Regions from separate parts of the Homo sapiens genome. Here region 2 is linked to region 1. The links are chromatin contacts, found by Hi-C in ENCODE. All regions are on one chromosome and are shown on one strand. The core of a region is the stretch at or near the end of the contact, and the rest is flanking DNA. Distances in the headings are between cores, read along the strand shown. Region 1 overlaps MS4A15 (membrane spanning 4-domains A15). Region 2 holds the start of VWCE (von Willebrand factor C and EGF domains).

Region 1 (5,014 bases), core at 1,167-3,666:
CTCATCTGTCCTTGCTAGCCTCTGCTGAGGTATAGTTTGTCCTTGCTGTTCTCTCAGTGGTGGCCACTGTCCCCACTCTTATTTGCTGCTCATATTTGTTATAAAGTTATAGTCTCACGTAATCCACATTGCACATCTGGCCACTGGCCAGCTCAGGAAACACAGAGAGCTTTCTCACGCTTGGACTGATACACTACATGGGAATGCAGGACTATTGTGTCACCAGGCACAGTCCCCAGCCATCTTTATGTTGTGGCTCCATGCTGTCTGAATATGGGACATCTCTAGTGACCTTGTAGTCTCTAATTCCTCTTAATGGACCTGTGGTTTTTGGCCTACACACTTCCTGAGGGATTTGGTCAGCAGAGGAGAGAGGGAAGCAATCCCAGCTTGGGGCTAACCTCTCTCTTTTTCTCCCTCTCTCTCCCCCAACTCCTCCCCTCAGTTCTGAAATGTCTCTAGTCTCCTTTATATGGCAAGAAAACTGGTCCTAAATCTTCAAGTACATTTCCTCCAACTCTATACTTAATGATCTTAAACTGAAAGCTCTAAATCCTCGAGTCTCCTTTCTTGATTGTAAAAGCCAAAGCTTGTTGTACCCCTTACACCAACTCTGCACTGGCATGATCCTGAGAGTGAATGTCCCCTTGAATGGCACCTCCCTTGCCCCACCCTCATTCCAGTGTTGTGGTCACGGCACTTAGCTACCACGTGGACCACCCTTCCTTTGGGAAGACTTCACAGAAGGGGCAACGTTTAAATAGGGCCTTAAAGGAGGAGGGGGAGTTTGTTGGGTGAAGAAGAAGTGAGTGTGTTGAGGAATGCAGCCCTGCCTTAGTTTTGGGGATGAAGAAACAGAAGGAAGGAGGAAAAGGGGTTGGTGGGAAGCACTTAGGTTTGTACTAAGGGGAGACCAAGTGGTGAGAACACGGACTCTGACGTCACATGGAACTAGGTTTGGATCCCAGTTTTGCTCCTAACTAGCTCGGTGGCCTTGGGCATATAATTTAACACCTTTAAGCTTCAGTGTCCTTAGTTGTGGAGTGGGGATATGAAGGCATGTTTGTTTGAACCGAGATGGGGACAGAGTAAGTGTAAGGATTACACCACACAGAGCGAGGCACCCAGAGGTGCCCTTTTGTGACAGTGGGATAGTTACCCAGGTCCTCTGATAAACATGGGATGACCCTTGGAAGCCCCTGAGGTTAAAAAGAAAAAGTCATTGCAACAAGACCAGCTCAAAATTTAAGCCACATGGTTTATTTCCTTCTGTGGTGTGGATGAGACAAGCCATCTCATCTACCAGGCCTGGTGAACACCAGGCTGACAGTGTCTCCTTGTCCCCTGGAGACGAAGCCCAGGTCCTGTGGTAACCTTCTGTGGTAGCCTTGTCCTTGGGCTATGGGGGTGGGGAAGGGAGTGCTGAGAGGCACAGGGAGGTCCCAAACTGCCACTGCTGTGCCCCTGTCGATGCTGACTGTGGTGGTGCCTCAGGAGTGGGCTGGCGGCAGCTCTCCCCTGCAACCTCCCCTCCATTGGGAGATGGTAGGGGGTGGGGGGCGGGGCCAATGCTGACTTCATATTACAGACAAGGAAAATGAGGGTTTCCAGGAAGCAGGGGGACAATGCCTGGCCTAGACCCAGGACTTCAGGGAGCCTGGGGAGCTGGAAGGGCCTGATGAACCTTATCTGGTTCAACACTCTAGTTTCCAAATAGGAAACCTGAGTTCCATGGATGTGGCAACAGATGACAAAGGACAGAGCTGATCTTGGGGCCAGGAGACCTGCGGCCAGGCCACTACCCTGCTGTGAGGCCTTGGCCTGGTATCGGCACCTCTGTGGAATGCCAGAGTCAGACTCTTCCATTCTGGAGGATTCCGGGCTCTCTGACCTTCCCGAGGCCCGAGGGTCAGGGCAGGCCTCGAACCTGAGTCTCCAATGAGGCCAGGATTTCCCCAATGAGCAGAGAAATGCTTAGATGCACAAGGTGGGTGTCCTGGAAGGGTGACAGGGCTCAGGGAGCTGAAGGACACACACCCCTGACGTCAGCCCGGTGTCTTTTAGAAAGAAAGCACTGGGGAAAGTGTGGGAGAGATGTCCCTGGGGACACTTCACTCAGATGCCGGAGTATGTGTAGATGTGGTGAGGGAGGGCAGCTGGGATGGGGCTGGCCCCTGATGAACAAGGTGGGGGTGGGGAGAGGCTGGGCCCAGAGGGAAAAGGCTGGACTCCACCCGCAGGTGCCACATCTGCTACTCAGACGACTCCTTGGGCATATGCCACATTGTCATAGGCAGGGGGCGCAGAGGCTGCCGGGCTGGGGATGTTGAAGTCTGCGCTGAAGGCGTTTGGCAGGAAGATCACAGGCTGCAAAGAAAACAGCACTGAGCGTCCTGGAGGACGCTGGAGCTTCAGGGTAGTGGTTCAATAGTGCCCCCTTGTGGGTAATCTGAGAACAGCGCCCTGGTACTGAATTCCGCAAGTCTGAATCGCATGCTCAGGGCTCTCCGTGCAACCAATATTTCAAACAACATTTACTGGGGCCAGCTATGATCCAGGCATTGGGAGTACAGCAGTGAACAAAACAGACAAAAGTCCCATTTCTCCAGGCGCTAACGTTCTGCTGTTCTTTTTTTTCTTTTCTTTTTTTTTTTGAGACAGAGTTTTGCTCTTGTTGCCCAGGCTGGAGTGCAATGGCGTGATCTCGGCTCACTGCAACCTCCGCCTCTTGGGTTCAAGCTATTCTCCTGCCTCAGCCTCCCGAGTAGCTGGGATTATAGGCGCCTGCCACCATGCCCAGGTAATTTTTTGTATTTTTAGTAGAGACGGGGTTTCATCATGTTGGCCAGGCTGGTCTTGAACTCCTGACCTCAGATGATCTGCCCGCCTCGGCCTCCCAAAGTGCCGGGGTTACAGGCATGAGCCACCACGTCCGGCTCTGCTGTTCTTTCTCTCCCGACTGCCCTGGCCTGGTTCAGGACTTCGCTCTCTCTTGCCTGCACCGTGGCACCAGCCTCCTTGCAGCTTCCTGGCCTCGAGCCCCGCTTGTCCACCCTCTCCACCTTCCGGCACTGGACAAATCCTCTTGACTGATTTCCCTCAACCAGCTCACTCCCCTGCTCAGACCTTCAATCCCCTCACCCTCAATGCATCCCATCGTGCACCTGCCAAGGGCACCCCACCCTGTGGCCTGCATTTGCCTGCCCGAGGCAGCCTTTGCTCCAACTGGTTCCCCTGCCTTGAACACTCCCTCCAGCCCCTTTCTGTCATCACTGTCCTCCATTTTTTTTGGAAATCAAAGCTTAATTTCCATCTCTATCATGCTGCCCTCCCTGATGCCCCTGTCTCCCATGTGGCCTGGGAACTCCAAAAAGTCTCACTCCTCTGGGTGCAGCACTGCCCCCATGCCCTGAGCCTGGGCCTTCTATTCTGCAAGGCTGCCTGTGGGGCTGCACAGAGCAGTGGCCCTGTGGGTGCTGGTGCACCCAGTGCCACGGGGAGAGCAGTCCTGTCTTCACTGACCTGCGAAGACGTCTTTGGTTTTGTTTTGGTTTTAGAGACAGCCTTCCTCTGTCACCCAGGCTGAAGGGCAGTGGTGTGATCATAGCTCACTGCAGCCTCAACCTCCTGGGCTCAAGCGATCCTCCTGCCTCAGCCTCCCAACTAGCTAGGAGTACAGGCACGTACCATCACACATGGCTAATTAAAAATACATTTTTTTTTGTAGCGATAGGATCTTTTTATGTTGCCCAGGCTTGTCTCAAACTCCAGGGCTCAAGAGATCCTCCCATCTCATTTTTCAAAGTGCTGGGGTTATGGGTGTGAGTCACCATGCCCAGCCCAAAGACTTCTTTGGGCCCCCTGACATGGATGGGACACCCTTCCTAGCGCTGTCTCTTCTTATTGCTTCCCAGAGTGCAGAGGGAGGGGTCTGGAGGCAGAGCGCGCTCCCAGCCAACTGCCTTCCACACAGGCTCAGCTCAGGTTTAGTGGACGTGGGGGTGGGGGTGGGGGTACTCACTGCACTGGCCTGGGCATGGATGGCTTGGCACCCGAAGTGCATGGCAATGACCGCTGTGAAGAACTCCAGGACAGTGAAGATAGTAAGCACGGCCAGATAGCCCCTGTCCACATCCTGGGGACCAAAACCCACAGAAAGGTGAGCCCAGAGTTCTAGAGTAAGGGGGTCCCCCGAGTGAGAACCACTTGCCCAAGGTCATGCGGCTAGTTGGGAGCAGAGCTGTGCCTGGAGCCAGTCCCCCTGCCGCCAGTCCTGCACCCTCCCCTTCACCCTGCAGGCTGCCTCCTTGCTCCTTCTGATGCCTATCTTGGGGAAGGCTCAGAGGATCCATGGATTCATGGGGTCTATAGGGACTGGCAGGCCCTGCCAACGTCCTGGCGCTGCAAACTCTCACCTCCCTACCCTCCTGGACATGGCTGCATCATTTTCCAAGTTTTCCCACCCCGAGGGCCATCTGACAACGCACCCGGTTGGTAACACCAAAATCCATGAGCAGAATGGCTGTCCCAGCAAAGGCCGCCATGACGCTGAGGATGTTGGTGCCCAGGCTGCTCCTCACCTGCAGAGAGCAGAGAGACAGGAGCAGAGGGAATAGGCAAAGAGAAGGAGAAAAGGCAGGGGCTGTGGCTCAGCTGCCCAGCCCCCAGCACGCTGCCTCCCACAGCCAAGGAGGCAGTGGCCACACCACCCTGCACACAGCTGTGTTCTCATTGACTGCTCCCCTTTTCTCTTCTCCTCCCCTGGGACCTCGGGAGGAGGTCTTGTTGTCTCTCTTTCCTTCTCTCGTCTTCTTGGAAGCTGCTAGGGAGAAGGGCACCACCTCCTTTACAGCCTTTCTGGGTGGAGTTTGCAGCCTCCAGCTTACCCCGTACTGTGGCTCCCTCTCCCCCAGGCCCAGCACCTCGCAGGAGAAGCTGCAGCTGAGGCCTGCTCAGGGGCATGGGTTGGGGGAGGCTCTTTGCTGTGGACACTGAGGCCTGGTTGGGAGAGGGG
Region 2 (5,014 bases), core at 733-3,232, 520 kb before region 1:
CCTAGGGCCAGGAAAAAAGAGCACCTATTTGACATTGGTGGTTTAGGGGCAGTGGAGGGGGAAAGTGTAACCTTCAGATGTTTGGGGCAAGAGAGAAAGATGCCTTAGGATTCCGAGGGTCCTTGGGACTCAGAATGGATATGACGGAAATTGCATTCATCTTATGTTACAGAATATTTTGGCTCCTACTTGTTGAGAATATGTTGACAAGAAAATGGGCCAAAACAAACAAGGTGAGATACGGCCTCAAGGTGAATGTCTGCAAAAATGTAGCCACAAGCCGGGTGCGGTGGCTCACGCCTGTAATCCCAGCACTTTGGGAGGCTGACGTGGGTGGATCATTTGAGGTCAGGAGTTCAAGACCAGCCTGGTCAACATGGTGAAACCCCGTCCCTACTAAAAATACAAAAATTACCTGGGCATGGTGATGTGCGCCTGTAGTCCCAGCTACTCGGGAGGCTGAGGAAGGGGAATTGCTTGAACCCGGGAGATGGAGGTTGCAGTGAGCCGAAATCGTGCCACTGCATTCCAGCCTGGGCGACAGAGAAAGACTCCATCTAAAAAAAAAAAAAAAAAAATGGGGCCACACAGCTTCAGGTAGGGAGACCACTTGGCAGCTTGTGTTTAAATAACATAAAAGCACAACAAAAAATGCCTGCTTTTTTTCGTTCTTTTTTTTTTTTGAGATGGAGCCTTGCTCTGTCGCCCAGGCTGGAGTGCAATGGTGCAATCTTGGCTCACTGCAACCTCTGCCTCCTGGGTTCAAGTGATTCTCCTGCCTCAACCTGAGTAGCTGGGAATACAGGCGCCCGCCACCATGCCCAGCTAATTTTTGTATTTTTAGTAGAGATGGGGCGTCACCATATTGGCTAGGCTGGTTCTGGAACTCCTGACCTCAGGTGATCCGCCCACCTCAGCCTCCCAAAGTGCTGGGATTACAGGTGTGAGCCACCGCGCCCGGCCACCTGTGGTTTTTCTTTACTGCAAACTCAATGTGTCATAATTAACATCATGGGGTTGCCAAAAACGTAATATTAGGGTGCATTAGTAAAAGTATGGTGTCTGCAGGAAGGAGGCACGAGTCCAGGCCACCGCTGGTACGCCATGTCCATTTGTGGCCACCAATGTTAAGCACCTCAGTAAAGGCAGAGGTAGCAGGAAGGCCAAAGGAACAGGGATTGTTCAACTGGGAAGTGAAGACACTTTAAAACAAATGTGGTTCAAAACTGGATTGGGCCGCTTCTTAACAGATAGTGAGTTTCTTACCCCTGGAAGTATTTAAGCAAAATCTTGACTAATTGTGGGTGGCTAAGGGAAAGATTACTGCATGGAGCAGAAGGTAAAATCAGTTATCCTTTCAGCTTTCTCCCAGCGGGATGATTTTGATTTCCGCACCCCTTCTTTGCCTAAATCCCTAGGCAGCCCCCCAGTCTCTGACCACGGCCTGGGGCAGCTGCAGAAGGGGCAAAGAGGAGCCTTCCAGATCTGCTGCTGCCTCTCCACTGCCAACGGCGCCAGCTGCTTCCTGGTCTTGCCACCAGCAGTCGGGAGGCCGGCCATCTGCCCCCTGGGTGCCCAGAGGAGCCCGGGGCTTCAAAAGTGGCTAGGGCCCCAGGCCAGGGAGCGGTTGGACCCACAGATCAACGCACTCCGGCGTTAGGGTGCAGACCTTCTGGCAGGCTGGGGGCAGGCCTAGAACTGCTCAGCGGCACAGCGACCTGGCGTCGTGGGTTCGAATTTCCACGGTTCCCACCTCGTCACAACAAGGCGTCTCGGGTCCCACCGACAGGGGCCATGCCCGGGGCGCGCAGCCTCTGGTGCTAGCCTTGTTCCCGAAGTCTGTTTCCTCCCGGGGCCTCGGTCTGACGCCTTCAGTCAGCGCTTCGCAGGAAGCCGACTCCCAAACCGGGGCAGGGGGTGTGGGCCGAGGGCGAAACCCCGCCCCCAGGGGTCCCTGATCTTTGCCCCCGCCCCGGGCTCCGCGCCTCTCGGAGAGGCATCAGCAGGCGGGCGGCGTTGCCTTTGTGTGTTTCGCTTCGAGGTGCCAGAGACCCTCCCCACAATCGTCCGCCGCGTCCCCTCGCGGCCCTCGGCCCCTCCTCTCGGCGTCCCAAGCCCCCCTGCTCAGCTCTGCGTGCCATTTCGGGGATCGCTGGTTCGCTCCCCACGGCGCCAGGAGGAGGGGCGAGGGCCGGCAGCCCCCTCTCCCGCGCGCGGCGCAGGAGCCGAGCCCAGCCCGGGGGACCCGCCGCCGCCGGTCATGTGGGCCGGACTGCTCCTTCGGGCCGCCTGTGTCGCGCTCCTGCTGCCGGGGGCACCAGCCCGAGGCTACACCGGGAGGAAGCCGCCCGGGCACTTCGCGGCCGAGAGGTAAGCGCCCGGAGCTCCTCCCCGCTCCCCCGCCCGGGAGAGCGCTACCGGCGTGCAGTCGAGAGGCGCGGAGGGGCGCTCAGGAGCCGCAGGCAGCCGCGTGTCGGGGCTTCCTCTGGGGTGCTATCAGCGCGGGCACAGCTCGGGGACGGCACAAAGAGTCAGCAACTTGTGCCTCTAGGCGGGTGCTCATCGTGCCCCCCTGGCTGGGGCTGTCCAGACTGGGACCTGGGAGATCGGAGGTCCAGGCGTTGGGTGACTCCTAATGTGCCCTGGAGCGCGGACCTCTGGAGAGGGGAGCCCAGGACGTGCCATCTGGTCTCCGGACTGGCTGGCTCACCCCCCAGCGTGCCCGTGGCTCTGCCCGGGCAGCGCCTGGCCTCCCCTGCCGCGCGGGGCTTTCCCTGGGTCTTGGCCCTACGAACTTCATGGACCTTGGAACAGCCGGGGTCTCTGGGTCACTTTTCGTTTTCTGTCCGTGCGTGTGCGCGCGTGGGGGTGGGGTGCATGCCCCTCCGCTGTCTTTCGCGATGGATGCCGCCCTCCGCACGTGCTTTCCCCCGGGCCGCGGTGGGGCCGTGCGCGTGTGTGCGTGATGCTCGGAGCTAGGGAACACTGTGTCAGCAGGCGGCCTGGCCCGCGGCCACGTCCTCCGGGGGGCGCGCAGCGGGGGCGGCCCGGCCAGGCTTGTAGCTCACACGTGTGTTCCACAGCCACCGCCAGTTCCTGCTCAGAACCTGCCCCGACTCCCCGGCGTTCCACAGGCTCCCACCACCTGTCCCTCTGTCACCAGCCCTAGGAGGCTCCTTAGGGCGCTCTGGCGGGTGCTCGGTCCCTGCCCACCTGAGAGTTCGACTCCATCAGCCTCCCTGGGCACCCTTTTATCTGCCGCCTTGGTGGCACTGCCTGTCCGTTTCTGAGAGTCCCAAGGCTCCGCTCATTCGCCCGGTCCCCTCCTTCTCAGGCTGCTGCCATAATCACTCCAGCAAGGGGGTGGATGAGACTTCACTGCCAGCTCCCGCCAGCAGGAGGGCCCCCCCTTTCTTCTGTGATGACCTCAGAGAGGGAAAAAGGCCCCAGGGACAGCTTTCCTCAGACTTTTGTGTGCTGCCATTGCACCCTGAGCTTCCCTTTCCGGAATACTTGTCACATTTTGGCACAGATTTTTCTCCCCAAGAACACGCTAAGTTTGCCTTGTCCCATGTCCCCAGTGCCCAGCGCAGAGTGGGTGCTTTACAAAGTGCCTGCCTCGCAGAATCATCTTCCCTCCGCTCTGAACATTGGTGGAACACCATTGGGAAGGGGTTTCTTGTCCCTTTTCTGTTGCGGTGGGGTTGGAAGCTCAAACCAGGCTGGATTTCATCACCCTCTGTCCAGTCCATGACTGGAGCTGGTTGCAGTTGTCCTCTCTGTCCCCCTCCAGGCCTGCAGTTGTGCTGTTTCCCCTGCTAGAACACCCTCTCCCTTCCTCTTCTTTTGCTGGCTGCCCTACTTTTTTTTTTTTTTTTTTTGAGACAGAATCTTATTCTGTCACCCAGGCTGGAGTGCAGTGGTGCGATCTCGGCTCACTGCAGCCTCTGCCTTCTGGGTTCAAGCGATTCTCATGCCTCAGCCTCTCGAGCAGCTGGGACAACAGGCACATGCCACCACACCTGGCTAATTTTTTTTTTTTTTTTTTTTTTTTTTGAGATGGAGTTTTGCTCTTGTTGCCCAGGCTGGAGTGCAGTGGCGTGATCTCAGCTCACCGCAACCTCCGCCTCCCAGGTTCAAGCAATTCTCCTACCTCACCCTCCCAAGTAGCTGGGATTACAGGCATGCGCCACCATGCCCGGCTAATTTTGCATTTTTAGTAGAGTCGGGGTTTCTCCATGTTGGTCAGGCTGGTCTCAAACTCCTGACCTCGGGTGATCCGCCCGCCTTGGCCTCCCAAAGTGCTGGGATTACAAGCGTGAGCCACCGCGCCCGGCCTGTATTTTTTTTTTAGTGGAGACAGGGTTTTGCCATGTTGGCCAGGCTGGTCTCAAACTCCTGACCTCAAGTTATCTGCCTGCCTTGGCCTCCCAAAGTTTTCTCTCTCACCTCAGCCTAGATGCTGCCCTTCCAGGAACCCCCCCTGACCCTCCTCAGGGCTCCACAGTCTGTCCCACTGTGGCATTTGTCACTCTATGCTGTTATCACCTAGCTCCTGGTCTGCCCTACTTTCCTTGAAGGTGGGGGCAGTAGTTTGTTTATGGCTGTATGGTCACGCCTTACTCAGCACCCAGCACCAGTTGGATGCATCTGGCTTCCTGCCCTTTCTGGACCTCATTCCTGCTTGAACAGACCCCTACTGCCTCCAGTTTTGGGCAGCTCATTCATGACCCCACACCCACCCAAGAGATGTCACCTATGCCATTGCCCTTCTCAACCTTTCCCTCAACAGCCATTTATTGAGCACCTACTACATGCCAGGCACTCCTGTACGTGCTGGGGTAAATAGATAAGAAACCCTTGTCATCAGGGAGTTGTAGGGGAGACAATGAATTAATAAATTAAAATCTAATGTCACAGGAAGTAAATGTTGTGGAGAATAAAGCAAGGTAAGGGTGGACAAGGAAGGCCTCTCTGAGAAGGTGCCATGGGCAGAGATCTGGGTGAAGGGAGA

Evidence for each region. Hi-C counts contacts between places; a loop is a spot of excess contacts on that map. Pooled maps may share reads with other maps.
Region 2: a map of chondrocyte shows a loop between it and region 1 (2.6-fold over the local background). The contact joins the promoter of VWCE here to the enhancer-like site in region 1. A Hi-C loop is called at or near these places in 1 of 168 maps with a recorded cell type or tissue (chondrocyte) and 8 of 50 pooled maps.

The regions. Positions count from the first base shown.
Region 1 is chr11:60,772,958-60,777,971 of GRCh38, reverse strand. It overlaps MS4A15 (membrane spanning 4-domains A15), which reads right to left. Exons shown (of 7, transcript NM_001098835.2): 5 at 4,488-4,580; 6 at 4,022-4,135; 7 at 1,239-2,367. The coding sequence ends at 2,257. Among named protein-coding and RNA genes, the nearest start is that of MS4A10, 9.9 kb to the left of the region's middle. RefSeq lists enhancers at 1,641-2,270, 2,271-2,900, 2,901-3,532 and a silencer at 2,415-2,534. Within about 2 kb of position 2,416, at least 2 of the 41 ENCODE cell types and tissues checked have a DNase peak (open chromatin) inside an H3K27ac peak, as active enhancers do.
Region 2 is chr11:61,292,284-61,297,297 of GRCh38, reverse strand. It overlaps VWCE (von Willebrand factor C and EGF domains), which reads left to right and starts at 1,982. Exons shown (of 20, transcript NM_152718.2): 1 at 1,982-2,370. The coding sequence starts at 2,261. RefSeq lists silencers at 1,903-1,972, 2,153-2,462, 2,903-3,162 and an enhancer at 2,229-2,931.